3 separate regions of the Homo sapiens genome follow, and all the other regions are linked to region 2. A link is a contact called in ENCODE Hi-C or POLR2A ChIA-PET data. All regions are on one chromosome and are shown on one strand. The core of a region is the stretch at or near the end of the contact, and the rest is flanking DNA. Distances in the headings are between cores, read along the strand shown.

Region 1 (2,700 bases), core at 118-2,617, 200 kb before region 2:
CTTCTCCCAGAGAGGCTGCCTGGCCTGGGGACCCCTGAATCTGCAGCTGAACAGAAAAACCACTGCAGACTCTCCCCAGCCTCTGCCCCGGGCTGCCCGCCCAGGAGCAGGGTCTGGCCTTTAGAAGCTCCCTGGAGGGCGGGGGCACCATCCGCCAGAAGCAATTAATTGCTGGGTCAAGAGATGGTGAAAGAGATTTGTCACGAGGGCCTGGGGATATTCAGGGTGGGAGGGTGGCCCACACTGATTCAGTTGCCCCACCTTCCACCTCACAAGCAGGCTCCGCCCCCACTCAAACCCCCAGGACATCCTCCTCTGCCTCCACACCCGCCCGGGCCCAGGGTAGGTCAGGGATGCAGCCCCAGCACCCGTGACCTGCTCCCAGGAGGGACCTGCTTCCACCATTCAGCCGGTGCCCACACACAGGAGGGGACAGCCAGGCACAAGTGGGGCTGACATACAGAGTCCCCGGTGGGCCCCAAATGGGCCTGAGACCCAGATCAAATCCCTGAGCCATCTCATCTTGGCAGGAGACTGCGACCCCTGTGTGTGCTGCTCAACTTCGCAGAGGCAGTTTCCTCTCGGTGAAACGGAGGCAATTATATTAGGTGGCTAAAATCAGGCTGGCTCCCGCTCCAGCCCTAGTGCTGTCATTTTTTAAAGCCTGAGGAAGGTGCCTTGCTTCTCGGAACCTCAGTGTGCCCATCTGTAAAACGGGGATGATGCCAGGGGCTACTCTGAAGAGAAATTTACAACCTGGCACCCAGCAGTGCTCAGTTGAAGCTCACCATCGGGGTTCACCAGGCCACCTCCCCAGGGCCCCTTGCCAGCCTGCAACCCTACTGAGACACCAATGTCCCCAGCACCTCGAACACCCAGAAGCGGGGCCCAGGGGGAGGGAGCAGAGTCTCGGAGGGCCACGATGAGAGGACTGGATAAGAGCCCACCTTCCCTGCCTCCCACCTCCGCAGCAGGCCCAGGGGAAACATAGGCTTTGGTGACCACCAGGCTGGGGCCAGAGGCCAGTGACAACAGAAGCACCCAGAGACAAGGCAGCCCCTGACCCAGATCTTCCATGGGCAGGGCTCTGCAGGAGCCTCTGGTCTGGAGGGGTCCGAGGCACAGGTTTCCCCATGGGTCCCCATCAGCTTTCAGCCCCTGGTGTCCACACCCAATCCCTCCACACCAACCCACCGACACACGGGGACCCTCGAAGCCCCCACCACACAGATGGGAAAACCAAGGCCCAAAGACGCCAGGCAAGGGCAGCTCAGCCCGGGATCTTTCTCATGTACCGGTGAGCTCAGCTCAGCCCAGCAGGCGTTCAGAAGCCCAAGTGGCCCGGCTGGGGTCAGGGCCCTGAGTCAGAGCAAGAAACGCAGCAGAAACTGAAACAGCCCAGTGGCCCCACATACTCCACAGAGTGAGCCACGCTGCTTCCCTGCGCCGCCCCGTGCTGGGAAGTTCTTGCTTCTGTGGTCAGGGTGAGGGTGGGGGTGGGGGACGAGTGGCGTGGAACAGCCTTTCAGCCTGGGGACCCTCTCTGGGCCCGGCAGATGAGCAAAGTTCCATGCACACAGGCAGAGCTGTGAACTGGCCCCACCTCAGAGTCTCCGTGTCACCCAGGACACATGCAAAGCCACACATTACCTGGGGCAGCAGTTCAGGGGTATGCATAGGTGAAGCATAGACAGGCAGGAGAGACCCATCCCAGGCACAGGCTGTTTCTGCTCCCTGCAGGGCTCAGCCTGCAGCAAGGCCACAGAGCACAGGTCTCGTGATCTCAGGATAGGGTCTGAGACCCGGGTTCAAAACCTAGCTGCACTGCTTTCTAGCTCTGTGACCCTGGGCACGTGGCTTAACCCTTCCGAGCCTGCCTGTTTCCTCGCCGTAAAATAGAAACTCAGCTCACAGGGCTGACTCAGAGGCTCAGTGAGCGAATGCCTGCCTACAGTAAGAGTGAATGCCCAGCATACAGTAAGGGCTTAATAAATATGTACAGCAGTTCCTGCTTAGCCACGGCAGCTTTCCACAGTTTCAGTATGGTGGTCTGAAAACAAACGGAAAATTCCACAAATAAACAATTCGTAAGTTTTTGGGTTTTGGGTTTTTGTTTTGTTTTGTTTTTCTCACTCTGTTATACAGGCTGGAGTGCAGTGGTGTGACCTCAGCTCACTGCAGCCTCCGCCTCCACCTCCTGGGTTCAAGTGATTATCCTGCCTCAGCCTCCTGAGTATCTGGGATTACAGGCGTCTGCCATCACGCTCAGCTAATTTTTGTATTTTTAGTATAGTCAGGGTTTCACCATGTTGGCCAGGCTGGTCTCAAACTCCTGGCCTCGAGATCCACCCACCTTGGCCTTTCAAAGTGCTGGGGTTACAGGCATGAGCCACCGCGCCCAGCCAATTCCTAAGTTTTAAATTGCACGCTGTTCTAAGTAGCATGATGAGATCTTGCACCGTCGCGTCCTGTCCAGCCCAGGACATGACCCCTCCCTCTGCCCGGGAGGACCCACTCTGCAGACGGTCCTGCCTGTGAGTGTCCATCCCGGGAATCAGATCAACTGTGATGGTAGAGCAGTGCCTGTATTCAAGTAGCCCTTATCTGACTGAACAATGGCCCCAAAGCACAAGAGTAGTGATGCTAGCATACCGTTAACATTGTCTTTTTATAATATTTTATTTATTTTTATTTTTTTTG
Region 2 (2,700 bases), core at 67-2,566:
GTCATGTGCTCCTCCAGGAGCCAGGGAGGCGGGGTCAGCCCCACCTGAACTACAGATGATGAGAGAAAAGAAGAAAGCTGTTTTCCTCAACGAGATCCGGGGCGCCATTACCAGGAGGAACAGATGCTGAGTTGGTAAAAGCAACAGCTGTCCCCAACAGAAGCAAACTCCTATTTCCCAGGCCCCTTGGCTAAGTCTCACCACCACCCATTTTACAGCTGAGTAAACTGAGGTCTTGGAGGTGAAGTCAGTCTCCTTCTTTGGTGATGCAGTCGGCACCCCAGTCCCAATCTAGGTCTGATTCATGCTCAGGCTGTTCACATTGACCAGCGTGCATCTCTAATCCTGCCCTCCAAGAAGCCTGCACACAGTTGGTGTGCAATAAATGCACAGCACATCAAATTGTTGTTAAGAGTCTGCCCCTGCCCACTGGACCATAAGATGCCTGAGGGCAGAGACCATGTCTGTCCTGTTCACTGTGGCACCCCAACACCCAGAGCGTAGTAGGTGCCCCCCCCAACGCTTGGTAAATGAATGAATGACTCCCTGGCGTATAGTACGCGCTCCACAAATACTGGACAAACATGTATCTCTGTGGATGCTCCACAAATACCTGCTAAGTGAATGCAAGTCTGTCTAGGGCCTCACGCACAGTAGGTACTCCACAAACAGTGGTAAATGAACAGATTCTTAGTGCCTGCACATAGTGGGTGCTTAGTAAATATTTAGTGAATCAATGAGTGGATCTCGATGGGAACCAAGCTGCCTGGATGCTCAAATATTTCCAGATCATTAACAAGATAGAGAGAGGAGAGAGATTAGGGGGCTGGTGGGGGAGGAATGAATGAGTGAAAGAATGAATGAAGGAAGGAAGGAATGACAGAAACCTTTGCTGGACTTTAGTGCTCAGACAAGGATCCACAGTCCTTGCGGCTCCACAGCGAGAATCAAGGCTGCCTGGAAGGAAGACCCAGTTTTGGAAAGGGCGCTGGGTCTTTGTGAGCTAGGAGAGGGGGCGGCGGGGCTGGCAGCAGAGTCAGGAGGAAGGGAGGTCAGCCAGGGCGGGCGAGCAACGGGGCCGTGCCAGGGACACCGCGCCCCGGGCAGGGCCTGCTCCCCCTGCCCCGACCTTGCCTCCCGTTCCACAATAGAGCATCCATTGTAAGTGGGTAATTGGGTTCCGGCACATCCCCTCCCCCGGCTGGGGGTGGAAGCAAAGGGAAACACAATCTGTTTTCTATTTGTCACGGCTGCCAAGACGCCACTCCCTCCCCCAGCCTCCGCTCTGGCTGGCCCGCTGAGCCACAGCCGCTGCGACATTCCTTGGCCTGGGCTGAGCCTGCATTCAGAGCTGCCCACCCCCGCTGGCTGACCCAAGAGAAACCACGTGACAGAGACCCAGAATCAGCCTCAGGGGCCTCCTGGCCTCGTTCCCCAGCCTCCCCCATGGGAAGCCAAAACCACAGCCCTCGCTGGAGGCTTTCCACCCCAAGGAGGACTCACATCCTGGCTCCCTCTCTTTTTAGCTGTGTGACCTTGAGCCAGTCACTCAGCCTCTCTGTGCCTGTTTCCTTCTCTAAAATGGGGAGGATAGTAATGATAGAGAGGCCCTCTTGCGTGTTAAACATACTCCTCCAGGCAGAGTGCAGAGCACATAGAAAGGGTTTGGTCGCTGTTAGCTGTCATTTGATTTATTCTTTTAGGGAGTGAGTGGGACCTTCCTGGTTTCAGTGTAATTCGCAGAGTTGGGTGTCTCTGTTCCCGAACAATTTGAAGTGGGGGAGACAAGGGTAAATGCTCAGGGGGCCCCATGCCTGAGCCGCAGGCTGCCTCACTGCACTGCCCACTCACACGCAAAGGGCCTGTTGGATGCCTCATGTGCGCCCAGCTCACACTGACCTGACAGGAGAGGATCAGAGAGGTGAGAGGAGGAACATACAGAAAAGTCAAAGGTCTGAGCTCTGCCTATGAGGGGCTGGCGACCCGTAGTGTTGGGTTAGAAAGCAAACAGGCTCTGCTGACATGTCCCTAAGCCCCTGAGTTCTGTGGGAGTTGGGGAACTGCAGCAGGCTTGGAGGACTTCCTGGAGGAGGGGAGCCAGGTTTGAATCCTGCCTCTGCTGTGGGTCTTGGGCAATGTCTTCACCGCTCTGGACTTTGTGATTTCATCTTTTGGGGACTTCTTCAAGAAAAAGAACAGCACAAGTCAGCCAGGCCTTTAACAGGTAAGGTTAGGGCAATTTCAGAAGAAACCAAGACACCTTGAACTTGGCTTTCGTTGTTGGATGAAATCCCGGGGTGGCCTTGACTTGGATGTTCAGAGTAATCCTGCTTCAGCCCCGCAAAGGGCCTGTGTGGACAGATGTGCACCTGGGGCTCCAACCCCAAGCCCCTCCACACCTTGGGCAATCACTGAACCTCCCAGACTCAGTCTCCACATCTGTAAAAGGGGACTTCAGAGGCACCAGCGTGAGAGCTTAAGCTAACAGACTTGGCACACAGCAACTGTTCAATAGATCTTAGCAACTACCCCTAATTCCCAGAGGCAGAGGCGTCTGAGAAAAGCGGAGGCAACAGACAGCAGAGGCCACAGCTTATTTGTGGACAGCAGCGGGGCCCTCACTCCCCTCTTGATGAATAAACCTGCACATGGTAGTAATGGTCCACATGAGTTCTTTCATGACCTCAGGTGCATAAAATC
Region 3 (2,700 bases), core at 51-2,550, 140 kb before region 2:
ACAGTGGCGGTGGCCAGGTCTCAGAGGGCCTGGGAGGCCGGAGAGGGAGGTGGGTTTTATTTATTCCCATGGATCTGGTGTGGTCCCTTTGGGCTCGGTGGGAGGTAACTGCTCATCATTCTACATCTGGGACCTCTGTCCACAGCTGGGTCCCATGTGCCCCTCCAGCATTCTCAGGGCCTCCAGGAGGGAAGTGTTAATGCTTCCCCTTCTCCGTCTGCCTCTTACCCTTCTGTCTCCACTGATGAGCAGCCAGGGCAGGGAGGGACTGCAGCAGGCCCCAGAGGATGAGGGCGTGTCTTCCCAGTGCCATCTGCACAACGCAACTCAATTCTGGGAATGAGCATTTATTCAGCACCTCTTGGATGCAAGGCACTGACCGCAGCTTGACACCACAGCCAGCCAGGCACTCAACACTGCTTGCTGAGGCCAAAGTGAAGATCCCCCCAACAATCGTCTTGTATTTTTTTCAGCTCAGTTTCCTGAGCCTGCCACACCGAGGGCCCCACAGTCGGAAACCACGTTTGGTTCGAAGCTCTCCTGTTCTCATCTGGAAATTCCTCATCATTTTTGAGCATGGGACCCTGTGTTTCCATTCTGCACCAGGCCCTGCAAATTACCTAGGGGCCTTGGGCGGGGGCTCCATTCTAGATGCACACTCAGGGGCTCTGGCAGCTGGTGGGGACTGGAAATGGGGCCTCCACTCAAGTCCCAGGTGCTGCGGCCTGCAGACCATCCCAGTCTTGGCCAGAGGCCCTGAAAACAGTCAGGGCCCCTCTGCGGCCTGAGGAAGAACCTCTGCACACACCGGCGCTGCTCGCAGCAGACAGCCGTGAGGAGATGTCTGGTTTTGATTAAATGTCCAGAGCCGCTCATTAACTTGCACAGACAGACTCAGAAGCCACTCGCTCTAAAACCCGCCCGCCACGGCAGCCCATCCTGCAGGCCCTTCTGTGCCACCTGCAGTTCCTGCTGGAAACTAGGAGCCCCTGGTTTGGGGGCCATGGGCCCTGAGGCAGGGGGATGGCCAGGGTCATCCAGCCCAGTGGCCTGAGTCCTCCAAAGTGTGTACCTGTCATCATCCACGGTGTGAGGGCTTCCCTGCCCTGCTGTCTCCACTCTGAACTGGGTTCAGGGGCTGTGGTCTTCCTGGTACAATTTCAAAGCATCTAAGAGGGCCTCATTCCCGCAGCACTGTTCCCTGCCTTGGCCTCTGTCTCTGAAATTCCACCATCAGGGCCGGTCCTTTTACTGTACTTTAGGTGAAATTTATAGCTGGAACTGCTTTGCATTTATCATGACAGTGTTTGCAGTGATTTATTTACAAGTCTGTCTCCTCCCCAGGCCACAGCTCTTGAAGGCAAAGTCCATGCCCCATACATTCATTCTTCAAAAATCTGTTCCTGGGCGCCCACCGTGTGCCTGGCATCAGCTGGCACGAGGAATCTCACTGTCTTTTGATCCCTAACACTAGGAACAGGGCCTCCCCTGGCTGGGACCCTCTGCATATTTGCTGAACGAATGAATATGTGAGCAAATGTAGAGTATTGCTCACATTTCTTGAGCACTTACTATAGGTGCCAGGCTCTGTTTTAATCAATTTGTGTGTATTTCCTTGTTCCACTCTCCCAACACCCTTGAGTTGGGTGTTGCTGTTATCCCCATTTTACAGAGGAGACTTTGGCACTCAGTAAGGACACGTAACCAAGAGGGCTAACAAGAAGCATGCACAGATACACAGGCATCCCCGCAAGCCAGAAACCAGCACATTCACAGGCAGGCAGAGCTCAGAGCCAAATTAGTCAAATATCTTGAAATGATGTTTATTTCTCCTCTAGTTCTCGAGTTCTAATGACTGTTTATTCTTACAAACATCTAATTTGTGTGCTCAGCCTCCCAGTTAGAGTGCAGTGCCAAGTGGCTCGGGCGTTTGCTCTTTGGTCGGATATCATACCCCCGCTCCTTGCTTTTCTTTTAAGACTCTTCAGACCCTGGGTATCTTGTTGGCATCTCACAGGTGGGAGGCGCTTTCCTCTACAGCCTCTGGTGCCTCGCCAGGCCAGCTGGAGGCCAAATGGAAGAGTGTGAGGGTTGCCTGCAAAGATGGCTGCCAGCAGTGCTCCCCCTCCCTGCAGGGGCCTGCAACCTCTCCCATGGGAGGTGGAGTCTGTGTCCCCACCCCTTGAAAGTGGGCAGGCTCTGTGAATCCTTTGACCCCCGGGATGCTGTGGAGGTGACTCCCTGCAGTTCTGGATTAAGCCTTAAGAGACCTGGCGACTTCTATTTTCTCTCTCTTGGAATCCAGCTGGCCCGCAAAGTAGCTCAGGCCAGGTTCTAGAAGAGGGAGAGACCGCAGGGACAGAGTGAAGCCTGGGAGATGAGTTACAAGGGGAGAGAGAAGAGTGTACCCAGCTCCAGTGCTAAACAATGTGGGTGATGCCGTGCTGGGCCATCCAGCCCCAGCTGAGCCCCCCAGATAACACACGTGGGGTGGGGACCACCACGATGCCTGATCCTGCCCAAATTGCAGAATTCTGAGCAGATAAGTGGCGGCTGTTGTTTTAAGTGGCTAAGTTTGGGGCTGGTTTGTTAAGCAGTGAAGGCAGCTGGAGTTAGAGTGGCTCCAGAGGTCAGGAAACAGGGGAGAGGCGTGCCTGGCCCCTGCTTCTGCTCCTGCCTTGCTTTGAGGGGCAGGGGGCA

Evidence for each region. Hi-C counts contacts between places; a loop is a spot of excess contacts on that map. ChIA-PET counts read pairs that join two places held with the same protein, here RNA polymerase II (POLR2A). Pooled maps may share reads with other maps.
Region 1: a map with no recorded cell type shows a loop between it and region 2 (5-fold over the local background). The contact joins two enhancer-like sites. A Hi-C loop is called at or near these places in 1 of 168 maps with a recorded cell type or tissue (endothelial cell of hepatic sinusoid), 3 of 37 single-sample maps with no recorded cell type and 3 of 50 pooled maps. POLR2A ChIA-PET finds 5 or more read pairs at or near these places in 2 of 52 experiments (B cell and RWPE1).
Region 3: a loop to region 2 is called in a map with no recorded cell type, with 2.6 times the contacts of the local background. The contact joins two enhancer-like sites. A Hi-C loop is called at or near these places in 3 of 168 maps with a recorded cell type or tissue (Calu3, G401 and endothelial cell of hepatic sinusoid), 3 of 37 single-sample maps with no recorded cell type and 5 of 50 pooled maps. POLR2A ChIA-PET finds 5 or more read pairs at or near these places in 3 of 52 experiments (CD4-positive, alpha-beta memory T cell, activated CD4-positive, alpha-beta T cell and naive thymus-derived CD4-positive, alpha-beta T cell).

What each region holds. Positions count from the first base shown.
Region 1 is chr12:124,544,309-124,547,008 of GRCh38, forward strand. All of the region lies in intron 1 of NCOR2 (nuclear receptor corepressor 2), which reads right to left. Among named protein-coding and RNA genes, the nearest start is that of NCOR2, 22 kb to the right of the region's middle. RefSeq lists an enhancer at 1-266. Within about 2 kb of position 1,368, at least 7 of the 41 ENCODE cell types and tissues checked have a DNase peak (open chromatin) inside an H3K27ac peak, as active enhancers do.
Region 2 is chr12:124,744,880-124,747,579 of GRCh38, forward strand. No RefSeq gene overlaps it. Among named protein-coding and RNA genes, the nearest start is that of SCARB1, 120 kb to the right of the region's middle. RefSeq lists an enhancer at 53-102. Within about 2 kb of position 1,317, at least 33 of the 41 ENCODE cell types and tissues checked have a DNase peak (open chromatin) inside an H3K27ac peak, as active enhancers do.
Region 3 is chr12:124,603,216-124,605,915 of GRCh38, forward strand. LOC101927436 (a long non-coding RNA gene) reads right to left here. Exons shown (of 4, transcript XR_242964.4): 4 at 1,808-2,063. Among named protein-coding and RNA genes, the nearest start is that of NCOR2, 37 kb to the left of the region's middle. Within about 2 kb of position 1,301, at least 4 of the 41 ENCODE cell types and tissues checked have a DNase peak (open chromatin) inside an H3K27ac peak, as active enhancers do.